Regions from separate parts of the Mus musculus genome. Here all the other regions are linked to region 1. The links are chromatin loops, found by intact Hi-C in ENCODE. Cell type or tissue: heart. All regions are shown on one strand. Region 1 holds the start of Anxa3 (annexin A3). Region 2 holds the start of Bmp2k (BMP2 inducible kinase). Region 3 overlaps Gm33370 (predicted gene, 33370). Region 4 holds the start of Gm24623 (a small nuclear RNA gene).

The links. Hi-C counts contacts between places; a loop is a spot of excess contacts. Peaks named below come from ENCODE experiments on the same cell type or tissue, not always from the same donor. Only the 100,000 strongest peaks of a DNase experiment are listed, where the experiment ranks them.
Region 2: a loop joins it to region 1, with 2.1 times the contacts of the local background. A loop is called at or near these places in 3 of 42 quality-filtered maps.
Region 3: it touches region 1 in a loop (3-fold over the local background); 5 of 42 quality-filtered maps call a loop at or near these places.
Region 4: it touches region 1 in a loop (2.9-fold over the local background); 5 of 42 quality-filtered maps call a loop at or near these places.

The regions. Positions count from the first base shown.
Region 1 is chr5:96,790,954-96,795,953 of GRCm38, reverse strand. Anxa3 (annexin A3) reads right to left here and starts at 2,569. Exons shown (of 13, transcript NM_013470.2): 1 at 2,391-2,569. In heart, no CTCF peak of the experiment used is centred here; DNase peaks (open chromatin) are centred at 3, 2,543 and 3,383; H3K4me3 peaks cover 1,997 bases; H3K27ac peaks cover 1,536 bases.
Region 2 is chr5:96,994,827-96,999,826 of GRCm38, reverse strand. Bmp2k (BMP2 inducible kinase) reads right to left here and starts at 2,138. Exons shown (of 16, transcript NM_080708.1): 1 at 1,731-2,138. The coding sequence starts at 1,899. In heart, a CTCF peak has its summit at 2,321; DNase peaks (open chromatin) are centred at 1,506, 1,876 and 2,296; H3K4me3 peaks cover 3,439 bases; H3K27ac peaks cover 3,326 bases.
Region 3 is chr5:96,915,299-96,920,298 of GRCm38, reverse strand. All of the region lies in intron 1 of Gm33370 (predicted gene, 33370), which reads left to right. Among named protein-coding and RNA genes, the nearest start is that of Gm8013, 3.5 kb to the left of the region's middle. In heart, no CTCF peak of the experiment used is centred here; a DNase peak (open chromatin) is centred at 2,278; H3K27ac peaks cover 2,577 bases.
Region 4 is chr5:96,907,312-96,912,311 of GRCm38, reverse strand. Gm24623 (a small nuclear RNA gene) reads right to left here and starts at 4,680; the gene lies at 4,487-4,680. It overlaps Gm33370 (predicted gene, 33370), which reads left to right. Exons shown (of 3, transcript NR_168888.1): 2 at 1,185-1,350; 3 at 1,763-2,042. In heart, no CTCF peak of the experiment used is centred here; DNase peaks (open chromatin) are centred at 261, 591 and 2,901; H3K4me3 peaks cover 543 bases; H3K27ac peaks cover 1,029 bases.

The DNA of each region.
Region 1 (5,000 bases):
TCAGATGTGCTGGCTTGTCTCCAGTGTGGATTCAGAAATACAAACTGTTCCCACCCATCCTGGCAACAAAATATTCTAAAACTTCAGTGGCAGTTCAGGGCCAAAGATGGACCTGAAACCACATTAATAGTCACTGGAAGTATTTAGCCCTAATGTTTGCTCATTCTCTGAAACTTCTGTGTTCTCTTTTTTTTTCTTCTTTTTCTTTTTTGTTTTGTTTTGTTTTGTTTTGGGGGGGGGGGGCAGAGGTGAGACAGGGTTTCTCTGTGTATCCCTGGCTGTCCTGGAACTCATTCTGTAGACCAGGCTGGCCTCAAACTCAGAAATCCACCTGCCTCTGCCTCCCAAGTGCTGGGATTAAAGGTGTGCGCCACCACTGCTCCCCTGGCCTGTCCTCTCTAATTAAAGGGTCTGACCCTCTATCTCTCTCCAGACTATACAGTGGATACAGGATAAGGTTGCTTCTTGTCACGTACAACAGGCCTTCCCATTTTGGTCCCGAATGCAGCTGTGTTCAGAGCTGAGGAGTTTCATAAGCAACTGGATCAGGAATGGTCACTTTAACCTCAACAATAGATCAATCCATTGATGGTGTCCTAATTTAATGGGAAACAGTGGAAGCTTAAGGGGTAAGACTCCCTAAAGAGAGCAGATCCCTTAGGAGCGGCCTCAGAGCTCCCTGTATTCTCCCTGGCACTGCCCACACTTGGTCTCTGCGTCTTGGCGGCCATGAGGTGGGGTATTCTCCTCTGCCAGGGACTCTGTTATGAGCATGTCCTGCCTCACGTTGAATGATTAGCAACGGAGCCAGCTGACCTGACCTGGGCTAAAATCTCTAAAACCATGAGCTAAAAAGACATCTTTCTTCCTTTTAAATTCTTCCTCTCAGATGTTCTGTCACACAGACAAAATGCTAACACATCTCTTAATTCGAGACCTAATTTGAGTCAGGATTTCCTCATGTGTAAAATAGGGAGATGGCTGTTTCTATTGCTGGGAGGAAATAAGATAGATTATGCTGTCAGCCAGCATCTTGTGTTTTTACTAGGTGTCAGGTGACAGGCAAAGTGTTAGAAAGTGAGCTCTCAAAGCTGGGGATTTGTGCAATGTTTATTCACTGGTGTATATGAAAAAAAAAAAACTGTATTCAATGATTTAAACATAAGCCTCAGAATAACCTAGTTAGTGAGAGAGACATCATTAACAGCACAGGAAGATGCTGGAGGCACAGGAAGCAATAGTGAAATCCCCACCATACAGCTATTGGGTCGACCCGACTGAACCCAGGCATCTAGATTGCAAAGGAATGAACCGTTAATCCCCAAGCCCTGTGGCCCCGGACCCAAACTGATGCTTGACATTTGTTGATCCAATATAATGTGGAAATTTCTAAGAAGTATTATCAAGCCATCCTTTAAGCTTGTAAAAAGTAGAGAATTACTCCATAGTGCAAGCCAAGTGATCTAACAATAGAGCTTTAAACACATCCTTCCTGAAGGGGATTACAGCAGCTACATTTTCTTGTACTTCCTCCTGCTGGCATTTCTACCGATTTCTCAACACCAACAGATCTGCGGACAGTGGTCTGATCTTCGTTTGAGTTTAAAAGTACCTTTCTAGGCAGTTTGAAACTTCCACCTTCAGGAAAACCAGTAATGATTCTTCATAGAATAACCTTTTAGTCTGCTTTTTATGATGTTGGTGAGGAGTAGAAACTGAAGTTCTCTCGGGGGCAGGAACCTCTTCTCTTTAACGCACCTCCTGGGGAAGAATTTTGCCCCGGCTGCTCAACTTTCTATTGGCACAGGACCCAGAACTTCTATATATGGCTATTTGCAATCACAAACCACATACCTCTACCTCGATACCTCACCTGCTGACTCAAGAAGCAGGGGAGGTGATTCATGTCTAGTGAATAGAATTCTGTTGCAATCAAAGAAAACGGTGTCTTTTAAAAGAGAAAACCGAAGTTCCCCAACTCTCAAAGTCCAATACATCTTTCTCCTACCTATACAAAGTAAAGCTAAAAGACACTTGGAGGGGAGAAAGATCTCTCATGGGAGCCTTAGGAAAAAAGTTCTCAGCACAGAACTCTGAGCAGGGGCAGGAGACCTTCCTCTAACCCTTCTTCTTTTAAATGTTTCCGAGACATTTAGGAATGAGCAGTCCCCTGGATGTGAGCTTGGGCTGCAAGACCCTAAGTTTGATAACTTACTCAGCTCGGCCCTTGTGCCCCCCAGGTCAAGTCTCTTCTATTTCCATAGAAGGGAAGAGGGCTTGGGGGAAGGGAGGGGAGGGAACAGCCCCAGGAGCAAGCTGCGCTCACGACCTGGGACTCCGCGGGAACCTGATGTTCCGTGGTTGTAGAGGGGCGGGCATGGGAAACTTACCCTTGGGGCCGCGGAGGCGAAGCCCAGGCAGAAGCTCAGCGAAGGTGAAAGATCAGCCTCGGCCGGCCGTAGCTCCCGGCTAGCCTGGGTGGCAACCCAGACCGCACCCTTCCTCAGCCCCTCCTCCTGTTTCTACTCACGGACTGCCCAGGACCGGCTTGCAAGTGGCTCTTGGATCCAGGATCCTCTCTGCTCCAGTCGTGACCTACCCACCACGCCCCCCTCGCAAGCCCTCCCCTTCCCCTGTCTCCCTCACATCCTCCTCCAGCTTCCTCCAAACCCAAACCCTTTCCTCTGTCTTCTTTCTTTTCACTTTTCTCACCCCCCGCCCATCCCCCGCCCACCCCCACTCCCACCCCCTCCTTTTAGGGCTTGGCTCATTTTCTAGACAGCATGGATTCAGAGTTGACAGTCCTCACAGGTACCTATACTAAGTATGGCTTACTTACCTAGAGGGTCCTTCGAGTCAGGCACTGGTCTAAACCCCGCATGATAACCAAACTACAAGACAGATGCGATTGTACTCATTTTACAAGGAGTCACAGAGGCAAGGGAGGTCAAATCATACAGAAAGAACGGCAGAGCTAGATTTTGAGTTTATGAGTCTGAGGAGTGTCTCTGCTTGGCCTTTTGACTCTAAAGGGAGGATTAGAGCTCAGAGAAGCACCAGTGTTTGTGTTTTGAGCCCTCAGAACCACAGGTAAGTCACGGAGGATAAACATTAAATTCCCACTAAAATGGCCAGTTTTGTGTCAGCTCCCCACAAACTAGAACCCTTAATTGAGAAAGTGACTCCCATAAAATGAGGTTTAGGCAAGCCTTTAGGACTCTGTTTCCTTAATTAGCGTTTGAGGTGGGAGGACCCAGACCATTGTGGGCGGTGCTATCCCTGGGCTGCTGGTCCTTGTATGCCTTTAAGGACTGATCAAGTCCTAGAGAGCAAAATAGACAGCATTCTTCCCTTGGCCTTTGCGCAAGCTCCTGCTTCCGGTTCCAGGGTCCCTCTAGGTTCCTGCCCTGACTTCTTTCAATGGCAGGGTGTGCTGCGGACGCATAAACTGAAACAAACTCGTTCCTTCCTCCTCAAGTTTCTTTTCGCCACGATGTTTTACCCCAGCAATAGAAACCTAAAGACATCCACTTAATATCGGGTAGTGTCTGTGAAAGAAGATAGGTGGAAAAGCCACTAATTATCAGACATTGAAGTTAGTGGACTATGTCATCTGTTTACTTTTACATTCTTCAGGTTGTTTCTAGGACACAGAAGTTTTTATTAAAGCCTGTGGAACAGAGGGGCTAGGGGAATATCTCAGAGGGTAAAAAGTTTGTAAAAAACGAGGTCCTAAGTTTGAATCCTCAGGACCCATGTAAAATTTGGTATTAATCTGTGTTTTGGAGCTGGCTGGCAAACCAGCTTAACCAATGGTAAGTTCCTGGTTCTGTGTGAGACTCTGTCAAGGGAATAAGGCAGACAGCAACACTGGAAGACATACTGCTCTGGTTTCTGCATGCTCAGACACACACAACAAACGCATGTGCATATACACCCCACTACCACTATCACCACCACCACCACCACCACCACCACCACCACCATCACCACCACAACCTCCAGCATCACCACAACCTCCAGCATCACCATCATTACCCTCATCATCACCGTCATCATCACCACCACCACCACCACAAAACATAAAGATGTACAGAAGAGGAAGCAAGTGTAGACAAACTGAGTGAGCAGGTCAAGTAAGTGGATGTGGTCAGCAGACCAGCCCTGATGTTACTCTACCTCGGTGCAGAACTTCATCAAGAATCTTAGGTTTTCTGTATTGGGGCATAGTTATAGTTTTTCTCATATGTTATTTTATGTTAGTTCCAAATATTGATGTAGCAGTACTATAAAATACTATTTATTAGTTCTTAATTCCTTTTACATTTATTTATGTCTGTATATGTGCCTATGTGTGCATATTTGTGTATGTGTGCATGCTTTTGTGTGTGGCATGTTTAATGGCATATGAACTCAGATGGGAGGTATGTGTTTGTGTGTGCATGTGTATGTGCATGCAATTGTATGTGAGCTCAGATGGTGTGTGTGTGTGTGTGTAAACTTGTATCTGTATAGGTGACACGTGAGCTCAGATGCTGTGTGTGTATGTATGTGTGTATGGAATGGTATGGAATGGTATGTATAGTGTGTGTGTGTGTGTGTGTGTGTGTGTGTGTGTGAGTTCACAAGCACAATGGCATGTGAACTCAGATGGTTAAGGTCCGTGGCAGGTGCCTTTACCCACTGATCCCTGTAGGTGGTCTGGTCAGGTTTGAAAACTTAAATCAAATGCCCAGGGTCATAGTGTTACTAACAAGCCTGACCACACAGAACAGATTGCTAGTGAGGATAAAAGAAGAAAGTGGTCCAGCCATATGGAAGATAATTTAGTTGCTTCTTACAAAACTAAATATAGTCTTATTATTCAATCCAGGAATTGTGCTTACTGGTGTTTGTCCAAGTATCACGGAAGCTCTGTGCTCGCTAACAACTACACATACGTATTTGTACCAGCTTTATTCGTAATTGCGGAAATGTGAAAGTACCAAGATGTCCTTCAG
Region 2 (5,000 bases), 200 kb before region 1:
CAGGCATACACACACACAGGATACACACCACGAATACCAAACAGAAACACTTAAAGCAAAAGTCAGTGGAAGCCGTGCATGTTGATAACAACCTGCGTACGAGCCCAGCACTAGAAGGCTGAAGCAGGAGGATGGAAAAGTCAAGGCTTGCCTAGTAACTTTAGCAGAACTGTCTCAAGTCTGGTGTGACGGGCCTACCTTCATGTGTGTGTCCTCTTGCACATGCACGCGTACACACACACACACACACACACACACACACACTGAACACTCTAACAGTGATATCAATGCTCCGTTACTGAGTAACAGAGTGAGGGCTATAAGATTTACAGTCTACTGATGAAATGTTAGTACTTTTCTTAATACTAAGAGACCTGAAACTCAGTGAGAAGGGCTAACACCATTCAAGCTACACTTCAGTGTACTACTGAACAACTGACAGTATACTCGTGAGTTGACAGCCACCGATGCTAACACCTACCCAACTTAGTTCACACTTGAAATTCCTCTTGAATCAATAGCTAGCAAAGTTTGCAATAGAACAAACCTATCAAAACCACTCAGAAACCCTTCTCAAAATCTGGCAATCTCGTCCCTCCACTTCACCAATGTTCAGAAGGGGGGGGCGGTGCTGTTAATGTGAACAATGGCCTACAAAATCAAGACACACACTCCTGATAATGTAAGTCTGCTTTTCCTTTATTTTATAGACAGAAGCCCTCAGCTCTTTCTTGTGCTGGTTCCTTTTGTTCATGGAATTTCAAAACTACAAATGGGAGCTGCCTTGTTTTTCAAACACAGAATATCAAGACGGCTCCCTACAGTCTCTGGTTTTCTTATTCTTATTTTTAAGTCACTCACATACATACAAGAGATTATTTCTCAGGGACTTTTTCAACATATTTCTTAATATTCCACATTCAAAACTTCAGAGGTCAAGGCATGCAATAAGAAATCAGAAAGTATTTTCTACAAACCAATTACACCAGAGATACAAAACTAAAGTCAAGAAATATTTTTAACACGGAGTAAACTTTGTTTTCCCTAGCTATGCTTTTACACGCTGTCATAACCTCCTTCAGACAATAAAAGAGCCACCAAAACCTCACATGGAAAAGTTAAACTGTTCCACTTTGCCTGTTAAAGTACTAACAAAATGACACAGAGAGGACAAAAAACGGGACCTTGTGTGAAGATTCTAAACAACGAAGATAAACGTGCTTCAAGTTTACTCCCACACGCCACCCCTAAGCAGCCACTGAACTTGGAAGACCGTGCCAACACACACACACATACACAGAGAGAGAGAGAGAGAGAGACATATTATCTGTATACATATAGCCATATACAGTGGTTTGGGAGTCCTGTTTTGTTTTGGTTTTTAGCAGAAACAAACCCCAGCGGAGTCCACCGCCCTGGAAGTCCGGGAGGCTCGGACCCGAAAGCAACGCAGGACACCGGCCAGACAGTGTCCCAGCACTGCTCCATCTGACCCCCTAATGAGTCACGGGTCCAATCATGACACCACATCACTTACTGGGACGTCTTCTATTTCTTTCCTCGCGCCAGGAAGAACAGAGAAAGATTTCAAACTCCTAAGCAGGCAATCGTGCCCGCACCGGAGCTGCCAGCGGCTTCACACCGGAGCCACTGTCCAGCCGCCGCCGGGCCGGCCCCGCAGCCGCCGCCACACCCCGGCCTCCCTCACCTGCCTCCCGCCGCGCCCGTACCTTCGGCCAGCGACTCCTCCAGGGTGACCTGGTAGCGGCCGACGGCGAACACCCGGACCCCCATGGACGAGCTTGCGAAGCCGCCGCCGAGCCCGCCGCCCGCGGCCCCGCCAGCCGCCGCCCCGCCGCCGCTGCCCTCCGACTTGGGCATCCGAGAGAACTTCTTCATGGTCCCGCCGGCGCGCTGGAGGGCACCAGGAGGGCACTAGGGCGCGCGAGGGCGAGAGCCCAGACCCGCGCGTCGCACAGCGGAGCGCCGGGCGCGGCCGACCGTCTTCGAGGGGTCGCCGCCCTTCGCGCGCGCGAGCGTCGGTGCGCAGCGGCTCGCCGCGCCTCACATTCCGCGCGTCCCGAGCGCGCAGCCCTGGCCGCCCGCTGCAGCTGCCCGGCGCCCGCAGAGCCAGCGGGGAGGGCGGGGCCGGGGCGGGGCCGGGGCGGAGCCTGGCGCGCGGGGCGCGAGCTGCCCGGGAAGAGGGAGGGGCCGGCCGAGGGGGGCGTGGCGCTAGGCCCGGCGGCCTGCGTGCCCTGGAGACCGCAGCTCGGCCCGGCCCGGCTCACACCGATGCCGCCCGCCCCTTGCGGCTGTTGGGGGGCGCGGCGCCGGTGCCAACCGCTTGCAGAGCCGGGCGCCGAGCCCCGCGCGCAAGCGCGCTGTCCCCGCCGCCGGAAGTGACGGTTCCGGCCCGTGTCACGTGGAGGAGGAACGGGCACATCGACGTGGGGGCTGGGGCTAGGGGTGAAGTCCGGGGTCCGGGTTATCAAGGAGGTGGAACCCACGCGGATCGGTGGGGCTACTCGGGTTGGAATTGTGTGTGCCGCTCTGGAGTCCTTAAATGCCGCCAGCAGCGTGACCCACTCTCGGAAGCTGCCGGCTTCGAGTCTCAGCCAGTTTTCCAGACTCTATCCCGAGAGGATCGGTTTTCCAGGGCTCCCCGGAGCGTGGGCGGAGGAGCAGCGCGAAGCTCGCAGGTTCCCACGGGGCGACTTGCGAAGCCCAGGTGTCCTCGCACTGTACCGGATGTTTGCTCTCAGAAGCGTTCTGCGGTTTAAGAATTACTTGGGAGAGCTTTAAAAGCTCTGTGTGTACAATGTCGGAGCCGTGCGATTGTGTTCAGAAAAAGATATTAAGATTTTTAAATATCATTAATCGCCATTGGCTGGAGAAGACGTAACCCTGTCGCCCAAGGTCACACAGCTGGCTTGTGGCCTGGAGCATCAAAAGTCTTAGTTACTCGCTTTCAGCCATTCTGAAAAAGTAGGTTAGGGTCAGATCCTTAGTCCAGGCCGGCAGACTTAGGACTGTTTGGAAACAGAGGCAGCACCAATCTCTGACCCCACCCGAACAAAAGATTCGCCCGTTGGAAAAAGAACTCCCGATTGCCTCACTTTTCATAAACTGCAAGAGTCTCATGCCAGTGGGAAGGGCACAGGAATTCGGGCAGAGGGCATGTGGGAGTGGAAAGGATGGCAAAATGGAGAAAATGTGCAAAGAGAAGGATTTTCGCTCCAGCCCACTTCCTGGACATGGAGTCACATACAGCCTGAGCTGGCCTGGACCTCATTAGCTACCAGAGATAGCCTTAAACTTGTGATCTTCCTGTCTCTGCCATTGTGCCCCCTAGTACTGGGATTATGAGCAAGCCTCGCCATCAGGCCTAGCTTGGCCTCTATAGAAAATAGGTTCGGTAGCCCGAGGCTAATTCTAGCTGAAGCAAGAGAACCACGAATCGGAGGCCAGCCTGGAATGCATGCCAAGATCTTTTAATTTAAAATAATAATAACGGTGCTTGAAGTTCCCAATTTCTTAAGCTAAAAAATGTAAATTTTTCTCTCTACCCATAGTGTAATATTTCTCCAATTTTCTCAAATATCAGCCTAATGATGTTTTCTCCGCCGCTGTTTTCTTTGTCTTTTTAATGAGGTACGGGCAGAGACATTAGGAAATATGCTTATTCAAAAGACAGCTTATAACCCTCTGTTCACTCTTCTCTCTGCTGTTTGAAGAGAAGCTGTTTGTCCGACACACACAGGGCTCCAGATTCAGGCATTTCTGCCACATAACCCACTAAACTGACATTCTTCATCCAAAGGCCTGACATTTAAAGTACATTCCAGCTCAGTGGAAGTCGGATTACATGTCAGATGATTGATGTGTTGTGGCACTTGGGAGTTTCCATTTAGAAATGAGCTGGCCATCTTCCTTACTGTGAGGAGTCTTAGGAGTCGCCTTTCTCCAACAGTTAGTTGTGGTTTTTTTCAAGCAGAATAGTGGAGAAATCTAGTCATTTTGTGCGATTCAAAACTGGATTGGCTTAACAAGCAGTTTGGGCCTCACACAACTTAACCTCATCAGAACACGAGAATAAAAAACCCATAACCATAAGGCCACCATTGCTTTGGTAAAGAAAAGCACTTCCTTGAACCCACAGATCCTGACTGGGGATTTTGAAAGTTAATGTTTAGGACCCTACTGAAAACAAGTCACCACCAAGGCATCCATTGAGTTTCGAGGAAATGTGCATGCAAGCCTGAAAACCCGAGGTCAGTCTCTGGGACACATGGCACAACCTCAGCTCCTGTAAGCTGTCATCTGACTACACACACACACATATATACTCCTAATTCATAACTGTTTGAAACTATTCTTTAATTAAAGGGTGGTGAGGCCCTGGAAATGGCTCAGCAGGTCAAGGCATTTACAGCACAGGCCTGGTGATGTAAAAATTTACATAATACTAAAACATCTGAGAAAAAGGTTTTAAGATACTGAGCTGTTCACAACGGCACATTTAACATGAAACACATTTCTGCAATAGAACTTCAGCTACATCCTGACCTGTTTACCACTCTACTAGGCCGAATGAATATGGAGAACAGGGCCTAAAAATGAGACATGCTAAAGTCTCATGTTAATAGCCAACTTTATTCAGAGCATCAGACAATTTATATCCTGAGGGTTAAGCAGAGTCACATGAGTAATGTGTACAATTACAAACCCAAGCCACACATGGTGAAAACATGTTTTTCCATAGGAGCATGTGAATAGCAACAGTCAAAGTAAACTACCTGCTGCACCTGGAGGGCCACAGAAATACACTCCGAACATTTCTCTGTTTTAAAGAAGAGTCTGTGACTCTTCTCTTCTTGGTGTTTTCTCACACTCAGAATTCTCTCATGACTCTAGTGTCCTGACACTGTTATGTTTTTTTCTGAAGGTTTTTTTAACTATTGCTTTATGTATATAGATATTTTGCCTACATGTATATCTAT
Region 3 (5,000 bases), 120 kb before region 1:
GGTTTCTCTTTATAGCCCTGGCTGTCCTGGAACTCACTTTGTAGATCAGGGTGGTCTCGTACTCAGAAATCCACCTGCCTCTGCCTCCCGAGTGCTGGGATTAAAGGCATGCGCCACTACGTCCAGTCTTAGGAACCTTAATTGAAGGTTATAGTCTATCATTTAGCATAGCTTTTGATAATTCAGGATGTATCACATAACTAATATAACTAAATCCATATAAAATCTGTAGTGAGTCATATTGGTATACACCTTTAATCCCAGAATTTAGGAAGAAGAGGCAGGAAGATCTCTGTGAGTTCCAAGACAGCAAGGCTACACAGTGTGACTCTATCTCAAGAAATAACAAAAGAAAAAAAGAAGGAAAAGAAAATCTACTCTCCAACGTGTGTATCCTGCAAGGGAAAACAGGACTTGTGAAAAATCACTAGCAAGCATTGTACTGAAATTAGGTTAAAGGTTAGCCTGTATCATACAAAGCCAGCATGTGTAAATTCCATTGTCAACTTAGACTATTTGAGGACCTATAGAAAATCTTCTGCAGACTGTGTGCATGTGTTTGCATGTACACATGTGCATCAGACCTTTAGAAAGAAAACCGTCTTGTTACCATCCATGGACATTTTAAATTCACCTTGAGCTTAAAATATGCAAGTGACTTCTTAGAGAAACATTTTTAAATAAAATTTAAAATTCAGAATAATTATATGTTATAATTCACCTAACAGTTTATACGGGAGCTATTTCATATGTCATATGATCCTTAAACAGTCCATGAAATTTATGTAGACTTTGTGCATCGCAGGCTGTAAGAGTGCTTATAGCCGATAATGACTGCTTATCAACAAGAAAGCCAGCACATTTGACCACAGTCCAAAAGTATAAAAGTGGTGCCTACAGATAATCTATTTCTAGCTCTTAAGGAAGCAACGTCATTACTAACTGGTTGCGGTGCAGGTATTGAGCGGCCTCAAAGGTTAAACATGAAAGGGCAGTCAGAAAATTGACTCTCAAACATCCATATCTTTCAAGCGTCATGGTGGTGTTCCCCAGACACATCTCTCACTCCACAGAGATCTAAAATGGCTAAGGTACTTCTTAGAAGTGTGTGTGAGCCTCCAGTTGTCTAAAATTAAAATACCTACTTCTCTAAAAACTTACTGTGGGCTTGGACAGATGTCTTAGTAGCTAAGAGTACTTATTCCTCAATCTTGAGGATCTGAGACTTCAGATCCTAGCACTCATGTGGCACACACACACACACAAACACACACAAACACACACAGACACACACAGAGACACACAGATAATCACACATACACTGACATACTCATATACACATAGACACACACACACAAACACACACATTTACACAAAGACACACAACACACACATTCACACAAAAATACATACACGCAAACACACACACGCAAACACACAGACACACACAGATAATCACACATACACTGACATACTCGTATACACATAGACACACAAACACACATTTACACAAAGACACACAACACACACATTCACACAAAAATACACACACACAAACACACATGCACTCACATACAGACACACACTAAGACACACACACAAACTTGGCCGTGATTGAACCACATGACCACTCTTGAGTCTGTTCCTGACAGGGGGAAGACATTGTATAGACCAACTAGGCTACTCATGCAAACTGGAATCAGCCTTTCTCAGACTTATGATTAGGTGGGAAGAAAGGAGAAAAAGAAACAAGGAAGATTCTTTTAGAAATAAGCAATCAACAACATTCATCGTGTTCAGAACTTGTAAAACCTTTAGTGCTCTATTCTAATGGTGGTTTGACATCAAAACTTTTCATCATTAACACAGTTCCATCTTCAGAGACTTTAGTCATTTTCCTAATTACAGGAGAATGTCTCCAGAAGTATTTAGAACACAGCAAAAGAAAAAGAAAGTCAATTAACACAGGCTTCTATTTTATATATACTTTAGCAACAAAAGAAATTTCAATTTATGCCTAAAAATAACATACCACACTCCCTTCTGGAGAGGCAACAGTAGTGAGTGGACTCTATTGCAAGAGCCAATGTCAGAGAGGAGCCTGTCACCACACAGGGTTTTGGTTCCTTCTCTATCCCCTCCCCCACTTAGAAGTCACCCTTCAGCATTATGCCCATGTGTACTTGCCAACTTTCTGCATCATGACACAAAGACATTGCTGGTTAGGATCATTGTGGCCGGGAGAAAGGCAGGCGTGAAGCCAGCTGGGCTTCCACGAAATGCACACTGTTTGCGGAATGGCCACTCTGTTTTGAAAGCTCCCTTTATGAAAGGCTAGCATAAAGTCAACAGCCCACGGTCACTCAAATCTGTGCTTTGGTTTCATTGCCTCAGCCCACCACTTCCCTACCCAGGAGAACTATAGTTAAGTTGTGTTTTTAAATATGTCCCCAGGGGAGTGTTGAGTAAGATGAAAAACATGCCGGGTCAACGATAAATCATTTCGGGAAAAGGGGGCACTTCAGGAAAATTAAACAAAGCAGAGAAAAGCCTTAGCTTGCAGTTTGTTGTTACAGAATTTGAGTGACGCTTCTCCACGCTCAGACCAATACTAAACAGGAAGCTCTGAACAGGAAGAAGAAAAAAAAATCCTCCAGCCCAGAGTACAGACAAGAACAGACAATGGTACAATCATTGTCCTTTTAAACAAAACCATGGTGTCTAGTTCTTTAACCCTTTCTACTTAACCTGATGATTGGGAGAAGAATGTCTACAATGACAACCGGGTAACTCTAAAAACCCTACAAGGCTGGAATACAACGTTTCAAAAGTATTAAAAAACTCAGCTACTTCCCCAAATAGCTCCCATCCTTTGTGCCCTGGCGACAATGTGCAGGTAAATTGCTCTCCCTGGAATCTTTGCAGACGAGAAGGTATACAGGAAAACAATGTGCACAGCTCCTTCAGCCAACATTTAGAAATACATTCTGAGGGGACCCTCGTGGTTTTAGATTGGTGAATTGTATTGTGGCCTTTCTATTTTTATTTGGTGCACAATCCTAACACTCAGTTGTCTACTAATTGCGACTGTCATATCGTCCCACAACAGTGTCAGCCCAAATTCATTAGCTGAGCTCATCTCTGGCTGCCTCCATAGCAACTAGCTGAGGATGTTAAGGGATTTCCCCAGGAGCCCGGGCTGAACAAAAACACGTTGTCGTTTCTTTCATTTTTAGCTCTTGTCTACCCCAAGAGGAACTGGATAGAATTGAGAAAATATTTTTCATCTTGAAACACAACTAACCAACCAGGTCAAAGGCCAGGTCTGGTTCTTAGATGCCCTACTGACATCATCTTCCGTTGAAGGCTGAATACCTTACCTATCATTTGCCTCAAATAAATGACTCTGTTCTCTCAACTTATGTTTCATACTTCCTAAAATTGACATTGCTAGGATGAATATGTTCCTTTTTAAAAAAGATATTTTTTAATTCTTTCAGAATTTTATACGATGTGTTTTTGTTGTATTGACCCTTCCCAGCTTCTATATCCACTCTCTCTACTCTAACCTTCTGTGATGGTTTGTATGTGCTTGGCCCAGGGAGTGGCACAATTAGAAGGTGTGGCCTTGTTGGAGTGGGCGTGGCAATGTAGGTGTGGGCTTTAAGACCCTCATCCTAGCTGTATGGAAACCAGTCTTCTAATGGCCTTCAGATGAAGATGTAGAACTCTCAGCTACTTCTGCACCATGCCTGGATGCTGCCATGTTCCTGCCTTGATGATAATAGACTGAACCACTAGACCTGTAAGCCAGCCCCAATTAGATGTTGTCCTTATAAGAGTTGCCTTGGTCATGACATCTGTTCACAGCAGTAAAACCCTAACTAAGACACCTCCCTACCTATGTAACTTTTGAACCCATTCCTCAACCACACTGAGTCAACTGCTCTTGGGAGAGAGGCCTGCCCTGGAATTTGGTCCACCTACCTGAAGTGATGTGATTAAAGAGAGTTCACTCTCCCTCTCCTTGAAGCTCATAGCTCTTCAGCTAGTGGCAGATTTCCTCCTGACAACCTACCCACCTTCATGCTGGGATTGGATTGTGTTTGGCTGGAGGTTGCACGGGTCTTGTGCACATTGTCACAGCCCGTCTGAACTCATGTGTGCACCTGCCCTGTCATTTATGGAAAACAGTGTTTCCTGAAGTCATGTTCTACCTCTGGCTCTCAGTCCTTCAACTCCATCATTAGTCTACTTCCCTGAGCCATGGTGGGAGGGGATGATATAGATTTCCCATTTAGGGCTGATCACTCCACACAGTCTCTCACTCTTTTCCCATTGACCACTTCTGGGTCTCTATCAATCATTGTCTGACTATAGGAAGCTTCTCTGGCGGGAGTTGAGAGGTGCTCCAATCTGTAGGCACGGCAGCAAGTCATGGGGAATGTTTTGAATACTCAGTTATTCAGTCCACTTGACAGAATAATAATCATAGGTTCTCTCCTAGGGCCCATAATCTACCTAGTCATAGCTTCTTGGCCCTGTTACTAGTGCCAGGAATGAGTTCCATCTCACTGGGGGGGGGGGGATGGAGGGGGGCTGTCTTAGATCCAATCAGAAACTGATTGGTTGTGAATACATTTTTTTAGATCACATAAGGAATTTTTTAGATCACATAAGGAATTAGAACACATAAGGAATCACATAATACATTTTTTAGATCACATAAGGAAGGTAAGCACGGATGTATGATTATACCACATATTTAACACTCTCATTAATATAAAAATTTATTAAGAATAGTTAAAAAAGTTAATGTCCCCTTAGGGCATTAACTAGTACCATAAGGGAAGCTGAGGGCAGTGACTTTCATCACCTGTTGTGAGTCCTTCCAGCTCTTGGTGGCTATGACTTCATGAATATACAGGTTCCAGTTGGTTGCTCATCATGATGGTTGAGGAGATCAGTTTGCATTACCAGAGTGCATAGAGCAAGCAGGA
Region 4 (5,000 bases), 120 kb before region 1:
GTGTGTGTGTGTGTGTGTGTGTGTGTGTGTGTGTGGTGTGTGTGTGTGTGTGTGTGTGTGTGTGTGGTGTGTGTGGTGTGTGTGTGTGTGTGTGTGTGTTTAATTCTTCAGTTCTGCTGAAGTGACTTCCCTGCTTCTCCTGATTCAGCAGTGAGCACTGAGAATTATAAGAAGCAGGATTAGCTCACAAACAAAACAGCCCATCCCTGCCTAATAACATAGCTTAGTGATAATGAGGGCAAGGCACTCTGGGAAGGCCACTCCCCTTCAGAAGTCTTAGGACATCTAAATTGGGAGTTGGTGATCTTGTAAACAAATTCAAATTACCTTCCAGCAAAACCCCAAACTACTTGTTGGAGATGGGTTTTGGCTAGAAGATGTGAATCCAGATCAAAATCAAAAGCCACATAAGTACTAAAATAGCCAAAACAGAGACGCAGTCATTACAGGAAACTCACGAGGCTTCAAAGGAGGTTTAAAGAAGGAAGAGCTGCAGCCAGAAGAGCTGGTGGCGTTGCCCGTCTGTACTGGAAATGTCGACATCCTCTGGAGAGGAAGAGGAAGGAGTTAGCGGTGCCAGACAAGCAGCTGGACAATGACAAGACAGGAAACCGGGCTGCTGATGACAGTGAACTACAAACCGGGAGGAGGGAAGCATCAAAGCTACGGGGCCGCTGAAGACTGTGGGCAGGGACAAAGTGAAAGCCGTGAGGGGCTCAGAACCAGCCACAGGCCACATACGCATGGTCTAGCGGGTAGCCAAGTCTCCATTTATTTCTGTTGAAATACCATGAAAGGTCCTTTGTCCTGTTGCAATCATCCCAGGAATATTCTATTGTATTTTGCACAGGTTCAAACATTGCCTTGAAGGGCAGCCATTCAAATGTGAGAGAACACTGTTGTAGATGTCTCAATATAGTTCTGGTTAACGTTTATAGGTAACACTTAGTATATTTGTTCCCAGTACTTTATGGAAAAATATAATTTAATCCCAAGGTTAAAGGGCCAAAACAGAACAGGTGTAAGAAATGAATTCAGTGATTGTTCTCCAGAGCTCATGCTCTAAGCCCCCCCCCCCTCCATCTTGCCTAAGAAGCCCCGTAGAGTAGAGAGATGATGGATCTATGGTATTGTCCTGAACAAACTTTCAGCTCACTTCTATTTACATCTGCTCCACTTGCCAGAATTCTCTTGCCAACCTTTGCAGCGAGAGATAGTAGCTAAATGCTCAGAATTAAAGAGCAACCCCCAAAACCTGGAAAAGAGTCTAAGTGAACAAAGCCTGCCTGGAATGGAAGAGCTCTGAGTGAAGAGAGTCAGCACAGAGAAGCAAACAGAGGACCCTGTAAGGTACAGTTCTACTAGTCTTCTCAGAATCTCAGAAGTGGAATCCTTTGACCATATGAGGGGGTGGCCGTAAGCTATTATTTAAGACCATAGCAATATTGGAGGGAACTACCTTACCAATAATCAAATGTAAGTATTACTGCTATTATTAATTAACAACTTGATGTAGTTAAGTGATGCAGCAAGGCTTTAGCTACTTTGTGGATTATTCTTTCTTCCACCCTTCTCCATCTGTTTTCTGTCCTTTTAACCCCCTAACACTAGATAGGAGAAAAAAAAGGATAGAAAGGAAAAGGGGGTGTTATCATTAATAGGTGGGACTGTTCCTGCTAACAGGGGTCTTGAGTTTCTGGGAGCAAGTTTGATCTTTGCTGTCAAGATATGTGATTTCTTCTTGTTTCTTCTTTTTGCACAGGACTACTTATCAAACTGTAATCAACAACAACCATTAACAACCAACAACCAACCAACCAACCAACCAACCAACCAACAATCAACAACTCCACCTCTCAGGGCCCTTTTTTATATATTCCCTGAAAACTTTCCAGAATTCCAAACACCACACAATCGCATAAAACTGTCTTCAAGTGTCAGAATCATGCCCCCACCAGAGCTCAAGGAAAATCAGTCAGCTGCTTCGTACACGCTGAAGCAGCCCCATGTCCCACACCTGGGAATAAAATGAAAGCACGTTCTTTTCTCTGTGTGTGTGTGTGTGTGTGTGTGTGTATGTGTGTGTATTTTAAGAAACCAAAATTCTTACCACAAAATGATATCTGAGTTTGCTTTCTATTGCTGTGATAAATATCATGGGGGAAAAAAAAAAACCCAAAACAAAAAACCACCAACACCACCAAAACGTGGGGAAGAGAGTTTATTTAGCTTACTTTTCCAGGGCATAGTCCATCTTTGAGAGTTATGGGGCAGTGAACTGTGCACAGACAGCTTGTCCCAGTTGAGCACAGGCCTTGAACTCTGGAGACCTGGTGGGTGGTGACTTTTGCCTTCATGGGACCATAGGAGTTCAGCCATGCCTCTGGGGCCCCTGGATCCAGTCGCTGCTACTGCCTCCCCTACCCCTCAGAGGTCTGTGGCCATCAGTCACATAGAAGCAGCACCAAGCCCTCCCACATGCTAATAAGATTTCCCCAAAGCTCTCAGACCAAACCAATGAGAAGTACCTGTTGTCAGACCTTTACCCACCCCAAAACTGTATACAAGAATCCTATCTGGAAGGATTAAAGGGATGCAGAGAACTACTCTGTTGTCTAAGCCTTCTGTCCTAAGAGCTGTAACACTTCGAAGAGGTCTGCTCTTCCCAAACACCCGAAACACCACCTGAAGCTCTGCTGCACTCCTCAGTGGCTAGTCGGGCCCCTCATTGGCCCAGCCCGACCCAACTCAGAGCAGGGTGGCATTGAGTAAAGGAGAGTAACCTGGAAGGCGCAGCAGAGACAGAGGTGGAGCCAACTGCAGCAGTGGAAGCAAAGGGAACTTCTGCTCCCTGCTGACACTCACTTCCCTTCACTGGAGCTCTCACATCTGACCAGGCCAGAGATCTCCATGGAAAGCCTCTGATACACAGGCCCTCAGGGAGTAGGGGAAGGAATCTGGAGGCATGAATTGAAGCGGGGACCATGGAGAAACCCTGCTTACTGGCTTGCTCTACGTGGCTACTCAGTCAATTTCTCATACAAGTCAGGACCACTTGCTAGGGAGGCCGTGCCTGGATGTCCTGGAGCCTCTCACACCAATGATTAATCAAGAAAAGGCCCCACAGACTTCCCTACAGGTGAATGTGATACAGGCATTTTCTCATTTGAGGCTCCCTCCTTCCAGATGACTCTGTTTCAAGTTGAACAAAAACAAAACTAACCAACCAGCCAACCAACCAAAAACAAACAAAATTACCCATCACAAGTGATTTGTTTAAGGTCATATATTTCAAATTTCTCTAAGTCTTATTTTACCCAAGAATAATACTGTTGTCTGGGAGGGTTCAGTTCATTTTGAATTGAACATAAGTTTGTGTCATTTAGATGTAGGCTCTTTTCTTCTTCTTCTTCTTCTTCTTCTTCTTCTTCTTCTTCTTCTTCTTCTTCTTCTTCTTCTTCTTCTTCTTCTTCTTCTTCTTCTTCTTCTTCTTCTCCTCCTCCTCCTCCTCCTCCTCCTCCTCCTCCTCCTCCTCCTTCTTCTCCTTCTCCTTCTCCTTCTCCTTCTCCTTCTCCTTCTCCTTCTCCTTCTCCTTCTCCTTCTCCTTCTCCTTCTCCTTCTCCTTCTCCTTCTTCTTCTTCTTCTTCTTCTTCTTCTTCTTCTTCTTATCTGGAGGTCACATGCAGAACCTTTCATGTGGAAGGCAAGTGCTCTACCACCGAGCTAGCATTGCATCCGGATGTGGTTTTTGGATTTTGTTTTAAAGAATTAAAACTTCAAAGATTAGATTTCTTATTTGACTGCCACCTCAGGCTTGTGTAATCCAGAGGACATGTGTCTCCAACATCCAGGTCCCATTTGGATGGCCTGTCATTAGGCCACTGCTCAGCCATGTCCCATGGGGATGGCTACTCAGAGTGACTTAGGATCTGAAGATACAGCATTCCAAATGCATAGAAAGGCTGACAAGCATCCATGGATATGAGCTACTTAAAGTACCAAAGAGTTCACTCAGTGCATACAGCCACATAAAGCACGTGGTGTGGCCACAGTGGAAGGACATTTTTATTTTTTGAGGAAAATCCAGGAATGTTTTAATAGTTTTACCCTATTGTTCATGTCAAAATGCCTTCTAAAGCCAGACTGAGGGCCGAGTAGCTGTCAGCTTTTCCCATGTGAAACCAAGAGGTCTAGATAGCTACAACTGGCTTTGAGTTAGACTATATACTGTTACACTATACAATAATGTCATATTATATTTTAGAGAATAAAAGGATAGAAATACTTAAAATATTAGATGAAAACTCACCCAATATATCACTTTTCATTAAATCAGATACTATTATATACTATAATAATGGTAATATTTTTATTTTTCAGTGCTTGGAGTTGAACTCAGGGCCTACCCCATGCTTACCAAGTACCCTACCACTTAGCCACACTCCAGCTCATACAAGTCTATTTACATAGTATATATCCCTCTGAGGGAGGATGCACTGTTATTGAAGATACTGCAATACTAGGTCAATTCATGGTATAGACAGAGCAAGTTACTATTCTACCTCCTATTCCCAAAAATCCATTTAATGCATTATCCTTTGATAAAGGACATATCAGATATTTAACTGGCAAGAACAGATAGCATTTTTTTTTCTCTTAGGCAAATTACAGAGACGTGACTCCAACCGCAAGCTCCTCTTTTTGTTTGTTTGTTTGCGTGGTTTTTTTGTTTTGGTTTTTTTTTGTTTTTTGTTTTTTTGATAGAATCTCTCTATGTAGCCCTGCCTGTTCTGGAACTTGCTATGCAGACCAGACTGGCAAGGAGCTCACAGACATCCTCCTGCCTCCACCTCCCAAAGGCTGAGATTAATGCATGCACCACCACACCTGGCTTTACAAGACTCTTAAAAATCAAGGGAACTACTGAAATACTCAAAAGAATAATAAAGTGACTTTTCTTGAGGACATTCTGCCCATTAGTTCTGGTCTTTATTTCCATG